2 separate regions of the Homo sapiens genome follow, and region 2 is linked to region 1. A link is a contact called in ENCODE Hi-C or POLR2A ChIA-PET data. All regions are on one chromosome and are shown on one strand. The core of a region is the stretch at or near the end of the contact, and the rest is flanking DNA. Distances in the headings are between cores, read along the strand shown.

Region 1 (4,121 bases), core at 1-2,500:
CTAGGGTACAGTTGCGCTATCTTGGTTCAATGCAGCCTCGACCTCCTCGGTTCAGGTGATCCTCCTTCCTCAGCCTCTTGAGTAGCTGGGTCTACAGGCACACACCACTATGCCAAGCTAATTTTTGTACTTTTTTCTTTTCTTTTCTTTTCTTGTAGAGATTGGGTTTTGCTATGTTGCCTGGGCTGATCTGAAACTCCTGGCTCAAGCAATTAATTCTCCCACCTCAGCTTCCCAAAGTGCTGGGATTACAGGCATAAGCCACCGTGCCCGGCCCTCCAAAGGTAATTCTAGATGTATTCGACTCTTCTTTTCCTCTTGTGTTATTTGAAGTCATGTGATTTCCTCTCACAAGGATGGGGAAGATTTTTTTTTAATCTTTTACTTAATTGATAACACTTGGGAATTTTTGCAATTTTTTAGCTTTATGATGATTTTTAAAATATATTGTTTTCTTAAAATAGTTTTGGTCCAGTTCAATATTTTTGGCGCCATAAATCCAGACACAGTTGTTTTTCCCTGGATGTCCCATTTTTCAGGCTCGTTCTTACAGTTAGTCCAGTCGGTGCCCCTCAGTGGAGCTGGTGCCGCGGCTCCTGGGAGCACACTGCCCTCCACTGTCCACAGAAAGACACAGCAGCCAGACAGAACGTGCCTGTCCCGCAAGGCTAAAATCCAGACTAAAACGAAAGAACCCCTGAGACAACGTCATTACCTTCTTATGAGGAAATCTCTTGGCTTGACTATTGAATCCTTTTTTTTCTGATTCTGGGATTACTGAAGCTTGAGATTTAAAAGGAATGGAGGATTGTGTTGGATATGCAGCAGTAAAACCTAAACAACAAAAATGGAGTAAAATCAAAATGAATACAAAACAATGATTGACAAATGTGGAAAACACAAAGGTGTATATTAAAGTTTTATTTTAAATGGTAGAGAAGAGAAACTTGCCTTTTGACAGGAAACAGACACGAAACCGGATTAAAAAAAAAATTCCCCACTTTCTTTCCCTCTCGGCAATTTATCGGACTTCCCCCCTCCAGCTCTTAAATTAGTGAGATGTGGTCACATAAAGTACCTTAAACAGGCTGTCCCGGAGAAAAGGAAGGAGATGATAGTAAAGACATTCTTGCCAGGCAGGAAGGAGACAGCAAAACTATTCTGGGAGCAGCCTGGACGAGGCGCGGTCAGGACAGAGGAAGCGTCCTCACTGCTCCTTGGCCTAGATTCAGACACCAGCATTAGGCCGTTAAAATCCAAAGAGGTTAGGGAAATCCCAGCCTGGGGCTGGCTCTCACTTTTCAGGGCACTGTGCAAGACAGGTGTAAGTTTTCGTTTCTGTTTTGAGCAGACATGGGGTTAAAAAGCAGAAAGGGATCATCTATAGAAACTGAAGTTAAAAGTTCCTTTGTCTAGGCTGCGATGTATACATGCATGTCTGATGTATAAACTCCCCTCCTGCTGAGACTTCCACAACTGCTAGAACTTGGCAGCATCTGTCTGCATAGCAGGTTGATTATAGACTCTAACCTGTAAGTGTAATGGACTCTGACTCCAGTTTTTTGATGTTTGATGGCTGATAGCTCTTCAGCTTCACCACTCCCTCATTCCCTTCTGCCCTACCACTGGGCAAGCGGATGAGAAAGCCCAGAGCTCCCTCCTGTGGCACCAGCTGGAAGTTCAAACCACGCAGACCCCTGCCCTCAGTCCAGCCTCGCTTTCCAACCATAAGAAAACCCCCAAGCCAGGCTCCTTTCCCTGCTCTCTCAAGCCATTATTGGATCAGGTTAGGAAGGCTGTGCTGCTGTCCTCAGAAGGCCTCACTATGTGGGTGATAAGCCTTTTCCTACACTCTTCATGAGCGTGTGTGTGGCACCGTAAGTCTTGACATCCAAACCAAATTTTGGGTGGGGGGGTGCATCCTGACTCTGTAGGCTGTTCACAACAGTAAGCCAAATTATTTTAACATCAGAATCCTAACCTTCAGAGAGGAAATACGCGCAGAAATGGGGGAAAAAAAACAGTCAAGAGAAGGAAAGAAGAAAGTATGTGTTAGCCATGACAGAGGGTGGTTTGTATGGAAACTATCAGTAAGGCTCATTTCTTCATCTCTGAATTTTTTTAAAAAACAATACTCCTTTTCAGAGCAGGAAGCCTGAAGACAACAGGGACCCCTCAAGGGGTACAATCATGAACCAGCTTCACAGTTGAGGAAACTGAGGCTTAGAGGGATTAAGTTACTCATCCGAATCACCCAGCACTTAAGCGGAACAGGTAGGGTGTGAACATGATTTGCCTAATGAGTCCAGGCTCTTGAGCTCTGAGCTGTGCTTCCTCTTCCTGAGCTGGCCTCTAGTAAGTGCTCAATAAACACGATGGGGAGAGGGACACTGAAGCCTAATCTGCCTGGGTGGAGGATGAAGCAAGTAAAAGGAGCTGAATACGTGTTTAAGTAGAAAATATTTGGGGATACCAATATACAGTAAATGTATTCTTCTCCTCCCCTCCCCATTTAAGTAGATGAATGGCTATGTTTTTGGTTTGTTTGCTTTAAGAGAGCTATACAGCAAATCAAAAGGCAGAAGCAGCTGCAAGACTTCCTGGCTTTTGTTTCTAAAAGCCTAAGCCTATAGAACAGCTAAGAGAGTGTGCAGAGGAGGCAGTAAAAAGAGAGTTATTTAAAAAAGGTTAAAGGAAGGACATTCTCCTGGGGAAAGGAGAGGTTTCTGCCTGACTGGAAAGGAGATCCAAGGCTTCTGGCTATAACAGAAATGCATGTGTCAGAGCAGCCCTCTTGATGAAACAATTTAAAAAGTAGAATTTTTGAAAAACACTCTGGATGACTGAACTCCTATTTCTTACCAAAACAGGACTAGATTTGCCCTCCCAGCTGGAAAAAAAAAGTTAAAAATGGGCAAGATATATAAAGCAATCAAGATACTGGACATCAGGCAACAAAGGACAGGGATCCCTGAGAGAAGCAAAGTAAATGAGGTTGGCAATAAGATGGTCCCCAGCTTTCTGCCAGGAGAAAATCTCAAGACCACAGCACAGGAAGAAGGGATCCAGATGGAGCCCCGTGGTCTTCCTGAGTTGAGGAAATAGATCTGGGAGTCCAGAAAGACCAAGACAGCTAAGTTCACAGAGCAGAGTACCAGAGAAGAGAGAGCTACCCAGATGGAGAGCTATGGAGCTCTGCAACGGGGTCCCCTGAGTAAGTTCCTGGGTATTGACCAACACATGGCATGAGAAAACTACCCAGGGCTGGAGAAGGAACCGCCTGGCAGAATTCAAGTGAGCAATCCCTGAGGCTTCCACAGGGCCGGGAATAGCTCCTGTTTTCATGAGTCACAGCGGGAAAACCTCATAATTCATGGAACATAGAGTATGCAGGAGGGTTTCGCCTCAGAAATGGGGCAAAATTACCCCTAGACTAAATACTGCTCTGGTTCCAGCTAACAAAGCTTTAAAGCAGGACCTGAAAAGATCAAACTGTCTCCAAATAATTTAACTGCATCTCAGAACAAAGCACAAGAATATTTATGGGACTACAAAAATAGCACCTAAGAGGTAAAATTCAAAATACCTGGCATTGATAAAAAATTAATAGGAGGAAGAAGGAAAAATATACTTCAAAGTGGGGAGAAAATAAATGATCAAAACCAACTCAGAAATGATACAGATGATAGAATTAGTGGAGAAGAACATTATAACTGCTGCACTAACTGTATTTCATATGTTCAAGAAGCCAGAGAAAAGACTGAACATATTAAGTAGATATGGAAGATATAATGACAAGATCCAAATCGAACTACCAGATGTGAAAACTAAATGTCTGAGATTAAAAATACACTAGATGAGATGAATAGCAAATTAGACATTAGAGGAAAAAAAGATTAGTAAACTTGAAGACCTAGAAATAAAACTATACAAAATAAAACAGAAAAAGGACAAGAAAAAGGATTAGTGAGCTGTGTGGAAACTTTGAGGAGCCTAATATATATGTAATCAGGCTCTCAAAAAAAGAAATATGAGGAGAGAAGAAATAGAAAAAAATAGTTCAAGAAAAAATGGTTGAAATTTTTCCAAATTTGATTAAAAAAACTATTGACTCACAGATT
Region 2 (4,646 bases), core at 356-2,855, 46 kb after region 1:
GGCTCTCTGCAACCTCTGCCTCCTGGGTTCAAGTGATTCTCCTGCCTCGGCCTCCTGAGTAGCTGGGATTATAGGCGCCCACCACCACGCCCAGATAATTTTTGGGTTGTTTATTTTTTTTGGTAGAGATGGAGTTTCACCGTGTTGGCCAGACTGGTCTCGAACTCCTGACCTCAGGTGATTCACCCGCCTTGGCCTCCCAAACTGCTGGGATTACAGGCGTGAGCCACCGCGCCCAGCCTTTTGTTTGCCTTATATGTGATGACCAGGGTTTTAGTTGTACATAGCAGGAAGAATAGGGAAAAGTACATCTACTCCATCTTCCCAGAAGCAGATGTTCTATAATTGACTTTTTAAATGGAAAGTTATAAAATAATTTTTTGTATGCAAGGAGCATTAAAATATTGAAACTGGCTGGGCGTGGTGGCTCACGCCTGTAATCCCAGCACTTTGGGAGGCCGAAGCGGTCGGATCATGAGGTCAGGAGATTGAGACCATCCTGGATAACACGGTGAAACCCACCTCTCTACTAAAAATACAAAATAATAGCCGGGCGAGGTGGCGGGCGCCTGTAGTCCCAGCTACTTGGGAGGCTGAGGCAGGAGAATGGCGTGAACCCGGGAGGTGGAGTTTGCAGTGAGCCGAGATTGCGCCACTGCACTCCAGCCTGGGCGACAGAGTGAGACTCCATCTCAAAAAAATATTGAAACTAAGATTCATTATATTTGTAAATACAATTTGTTAGATGTATAATAATTAGTTCTGTGGTAAGGTTTTATTTCAAAAAACTAAATTTGAATAACATATTTCTTTTTACAAAATAAAAGCAGATTGCCTTTTTTGTCCACCAAAGCCATGGCTCTAAGGGGGAAGAAAAAACCTCGCTCATGTTTATGAGAAGTTGGGCTAATAATAAACATGTCCCAAAATGCTTTCCACAAAGTGCTGATTCTGTTGAGCTTTTTAGTTGCAAGTAACAGAAGCAAGTTCTTAAGCAAAATTGGGCTGTTCCTGGCTTCAGGAAGGTCTGGAACCAGGAGGTCTGGAACCAGGATGGCCCCAGGGTCCTGAGGAGCGACAACTAATGATTTGCTCAGGCCTCACCTTGGGCTGAAGGGAGTCAACCTTTCTTCAGCCTTTGTGTTTCTCAGTCCAAGATCTGGATCCCAGAGAAAGAGATTCTGGGCTGCCTGGCTTGGGTCACACTTGGGCCGTGATGTCTAGGGAGGATGGAGCACTGGGAATGACAGTTCCAATAAGACCGTGTCCAATGGGGAGGGGGCGGAGGAGAGTCCTCCCCAGCAAAATCAGGGTGTCGTTTATCAGAAGAAAAGGAAAGGATTAAAATGTTAGTCAAGTGAGAGTCATAGATGTTTACTCCAGATGCTGATGGCTGGATTCCAGGTTAAGAGTTCTAGAGCCAAATGAGTTTGAGAACCTGAGTTAGACAAGGAGAAACTCCCCTGAGAGCCTCTAACATGCTCTGGGGGCCTCCCAGCAGTGGGTAGAGGATGCATTGCCTTTAACTACATGGTGCTTTTCTTGCCTTGGCACCCCATTAGCATCTCTGGGAACTCAGCTGGGGAAACCCTGGCTGGGCAGGTCTCCAGCGAGCCTTTTAGCTCTGAGATCCTGTCATCCCACAGGAAGGACGTGTTCTGCCTGCAGGTGGCTTTATTCTGTCTTGCTGCTCATCGGGTGAGTCAGAATCAGTTCCCAGCTCTGACCTTTTCCAGGTGGGGGACACATCTCAGGTGTGGTGAGGTTGTGGCAGAGCTGGGACTAGACTGGGGTCCCCTGGCTCCACATCTTTCCCTTCTGTGGCAGCGCTGAGCCTTGTTGGGAGAGAAGTTAAGGACAGCTATCCATAGTGATTTCAGTTGGTGGGCCTCCCTCTCGGTCCTCCTGCCCTCTCCCGTCCCTGGCCAACTGCCCCTTCTCAGGGAAGACCTGCCCTCAGCTCTCTAAGCCCCGCGATCTAGGAGAGGGCAGGGGGGAGGGTTGACTTCACTGTTACTGCTGACTGTGTCCTGAGGGGGAAGCCTCGGCCAGCTCTGGCCACTGCGGGGCAGCTTGCTAATTATCTGTCTTTCCAGATGGACTGAACATATGACAGTGAGGACTGTTTGTCTTGTTAACTGCCGATTCCCTAGGGCCTGTCCCCCGCCTTAAAGAATGGGCAGGATTTCACCAGGGAGGGGAACCAGGCGGGGTTGGGAAGAGAACATGCTGGGAAGGAGGTTGCAGCATTGGCCAGCATAGAGCATTCCTTGGTGTTCAGTGGTGGAATATGGATGGAGGGTGTGTTGGGGACTTGCTATAGTGTGGTTTAAATGCTAGTACACTTTGACCCAGCAATTCCACTTACAAGAATTTGTCCCAAGGGACTAATCCATACAAACGCACAAAAATGTGTGCACTAGGCTATTCAATCACAGCATTGTTTTTTTAAAAGGAAACATAATAGACACGGGGGACTCCAAAACGGGGAGGGGTGGGGGTGAGAGTTGAAAAATTACCGATTGGGTACTGTGTTCACTTATTTGGGTGATGGGTTCACTAGAAACCCAAACCTCAGCATTACACAATTTACCCATGTAACACACCTGCCCATTTACCCCGACTCTAAAATAAAGTTAAATGAAAAATTAATAATAAAGGAAACAGCCTAAATATCCAGTAATAGCAAAGCAATGATATAAAATATGGCACATCCAAAAATAATGAGTTATTTGACATTTAATAAAAATGACAAATTAGGTATGCCTGACAGGGAAATGTGCTCACAATATGTTAAGTAAAAAAACAGATTATAAAACAGATGGTAATCTTATTTTTATAAAGTAAATTAACATTTCCATTGATATGTAAATTTATGGACAGAAAAATGTTTGCAGGAATAAGAACCAAAATGTTTATAGTCATTATCTCTGGGTTATAGAATTAAAAGTGACTTTTCTATTATGGTGGTGTTGTTATTGTTATTTTTTTCATTTTTTTCTCATGCTACCTTGTCTAAGATATTATTATTTTTATCTATATATATTTCCTATTTAGTCTACAATGAATATATGTTTGGTAATCATTTTAGAAAGTACAAAATTCCGTGCCAGGTAGTCTGAACCTAACTCATAGGTGATGTAAATTAACTTTTTATAAATTGAGTAATTGACAATGCCCTAAGCAAGTGAGCCAGTTAAAAGAGTTTCATTGAAACCCTCTGGGAAATTGAAGACACTATTGACAAGATAGCAAAAAGTATTCTCTGGCCTATATTTCTCTTGTAAATTCTGATTTTGGAATGTTGCTTTTCTGCACAAGATGGTGGCAAGTTAATACTTTAAAGGGAATAGCACAGCAGGTTTAGACCTTGTCAGGTCAGTGTGATCGGGCCACCAAAGTATCCAATTCAGGGCAGCATTTTGTAAACCAGCAAAGCAGCCAGATTAACCTTCAGTAGTAACATTCCAGTTGTGGGTCTGGAGTGTGGCTTTGTCACTGATATTGTTTTTCTGGTTTTGTTTTGGGGCAGCAAATGGTTGAGTGTCAGAAGTGTCCTGGGGCCCCCTGGCTTGTGCCCAAATCATGTCCACTCCTGTGAACTTTCCTTACAGGAAAACCTGATTGGCGCCCTCTTGGCGATCTTCGGGCACCTCGTGGTCAGCATTGCACTTAACCTCCAGGTAAGTTTCAGTTACCAGCACTGTCTGGGGACAGAGACACAGCAGACAAGTCAGGGTGTCTTATCCAGGTCCAGCTGCCTCCTCTCTGCAGGGCCTTGCCTACTGCATCCCTGGGCTGCACCTGGGACAATACCTTGTGGGCCGTTCCAGGATTTCTCTTGATTCAGTGGCCCCACTCCATCCCGCCCTCGCCCTCCTAGCCAGGTCCTCACTGTCTCTCCTTGGGCTTTGCAGTGACCTCCTGCTAGCTTCTCTGGCTCTGGTCTCATCCCTCTTTGCCTTGCTGCAAAGCTGCTGGAATTACCATAGTTTTGTCAAATTCAACTCTAATTACAGCACTGTTCATTACTTAAAAGCCTCAGGGATGCCCTCTACAGCTGCTGTGGATCCCCCCACTGACCTCCAAATCCCCTCGGCCTGTCTGAGTTCACAAGCAGCTGTGGTGTGTAGCAAGTTGATAGCTAATGAGCTTCTCATGGGGGCACCAAGGAGCTGGTGTTACTGGCATGCAGGCACAGTTGGGGTGTGCACTGGGGGAGCAGGACGTTAATGCCCCTGGAGGCTGCCTTCTGCCAGCAGGGGTGGGAGGCAGGGAATAAATGCCCCAGGCTCTTATCCTCTGCTAGGATGATTCTAAGGTGAGATTCACAGGGTTTTTCAGAGGGTCCCCTGTGGGACTGAGTCCCAGTTGCCCACGGGACTAATCCGCTCATGAATGCACCTTTCATCTCTGTTCCCTGCCTCACTTTCCCCTTCCCTTACTCGTGCTCCCTGGAATTATCTCATACAGACTACCTGCTCCCACATTCTTGTCTCAGGGACTGCTTCTGGGAAACCCAGATAAGACTTGGTACCTGCTAACAGGATGAATCCCACAGCACACTGGCCGGCTTCACTCCACCAGCACTGCCCAGCTTCTGCCTGCAGTGAACTGCTCTCCCTCCCTGGAGCAGGCAGGAGACT

The links. Hi-C counts contacts between places; a loop is a spot of excess contacts on that map. ChIA-PET counts read pairs that join two places held with the same protein, here RNA polymerase II (POLR2A). Pooled maps may share reads with other maps.
Region 2: a loop to region 1 is called in a pooled map of heart left ventricle, with 5 times the contacts of the local background. The contact joins two enhancer-like sites. A Hi-C loop is called at or near these places in 1 of 168 maps with a recorded cell type or tissue (posterior vena cava) and 3 of 50 pooled maps. POLR2A ChIA-PET finds 5 or more read pairs at or near these places in 5 of 52 experiments (GM12878, OCI-LY7, activated T-cell and 2 more).

What each region holds. Positions count from the first base shown.
Region 1 is chr1:24,390,846-24,394,966 of GRCh38, forward strand. It overlaps STPG1 (sperm tail PG-rich repeat containing 1), which reads right to left. Exons shown (of 9, transcript NM_001199013.2): 3 at 716-834. Among named protein-coding and RNA genes, the nearest start is that of STPG1, 21 kb to the right of the region's middle. RefSeq lists an enhancer at 1,213-1,462. Within about 2 kb of position 1,251, at least 32 of the 41 ENCODE cell types and tissues checked have a DNase peak (open chromatin) inside an H3K27ac peak, as active enhancers do.
Region 2 is chr1:24,436,558-24,441,203 of GRCh38, forward strand. It overlaps NIPAL3 (NIPA like domain containing 3), which reads left to right. Exons shown (of 12, transcript NM_020448.5): 3 at 3,615-3,683. Among named protein-coding and RNA genes, the nearest start is that of NIPAL3, 23 kb to the left of the region's middle. Within about 2 kb of position 1,606, at least 8 of the 41 ENCODE cell types and tissues checked have a DNase peak (open chromatin) inside an H3K27ac peak, as active enhancers do.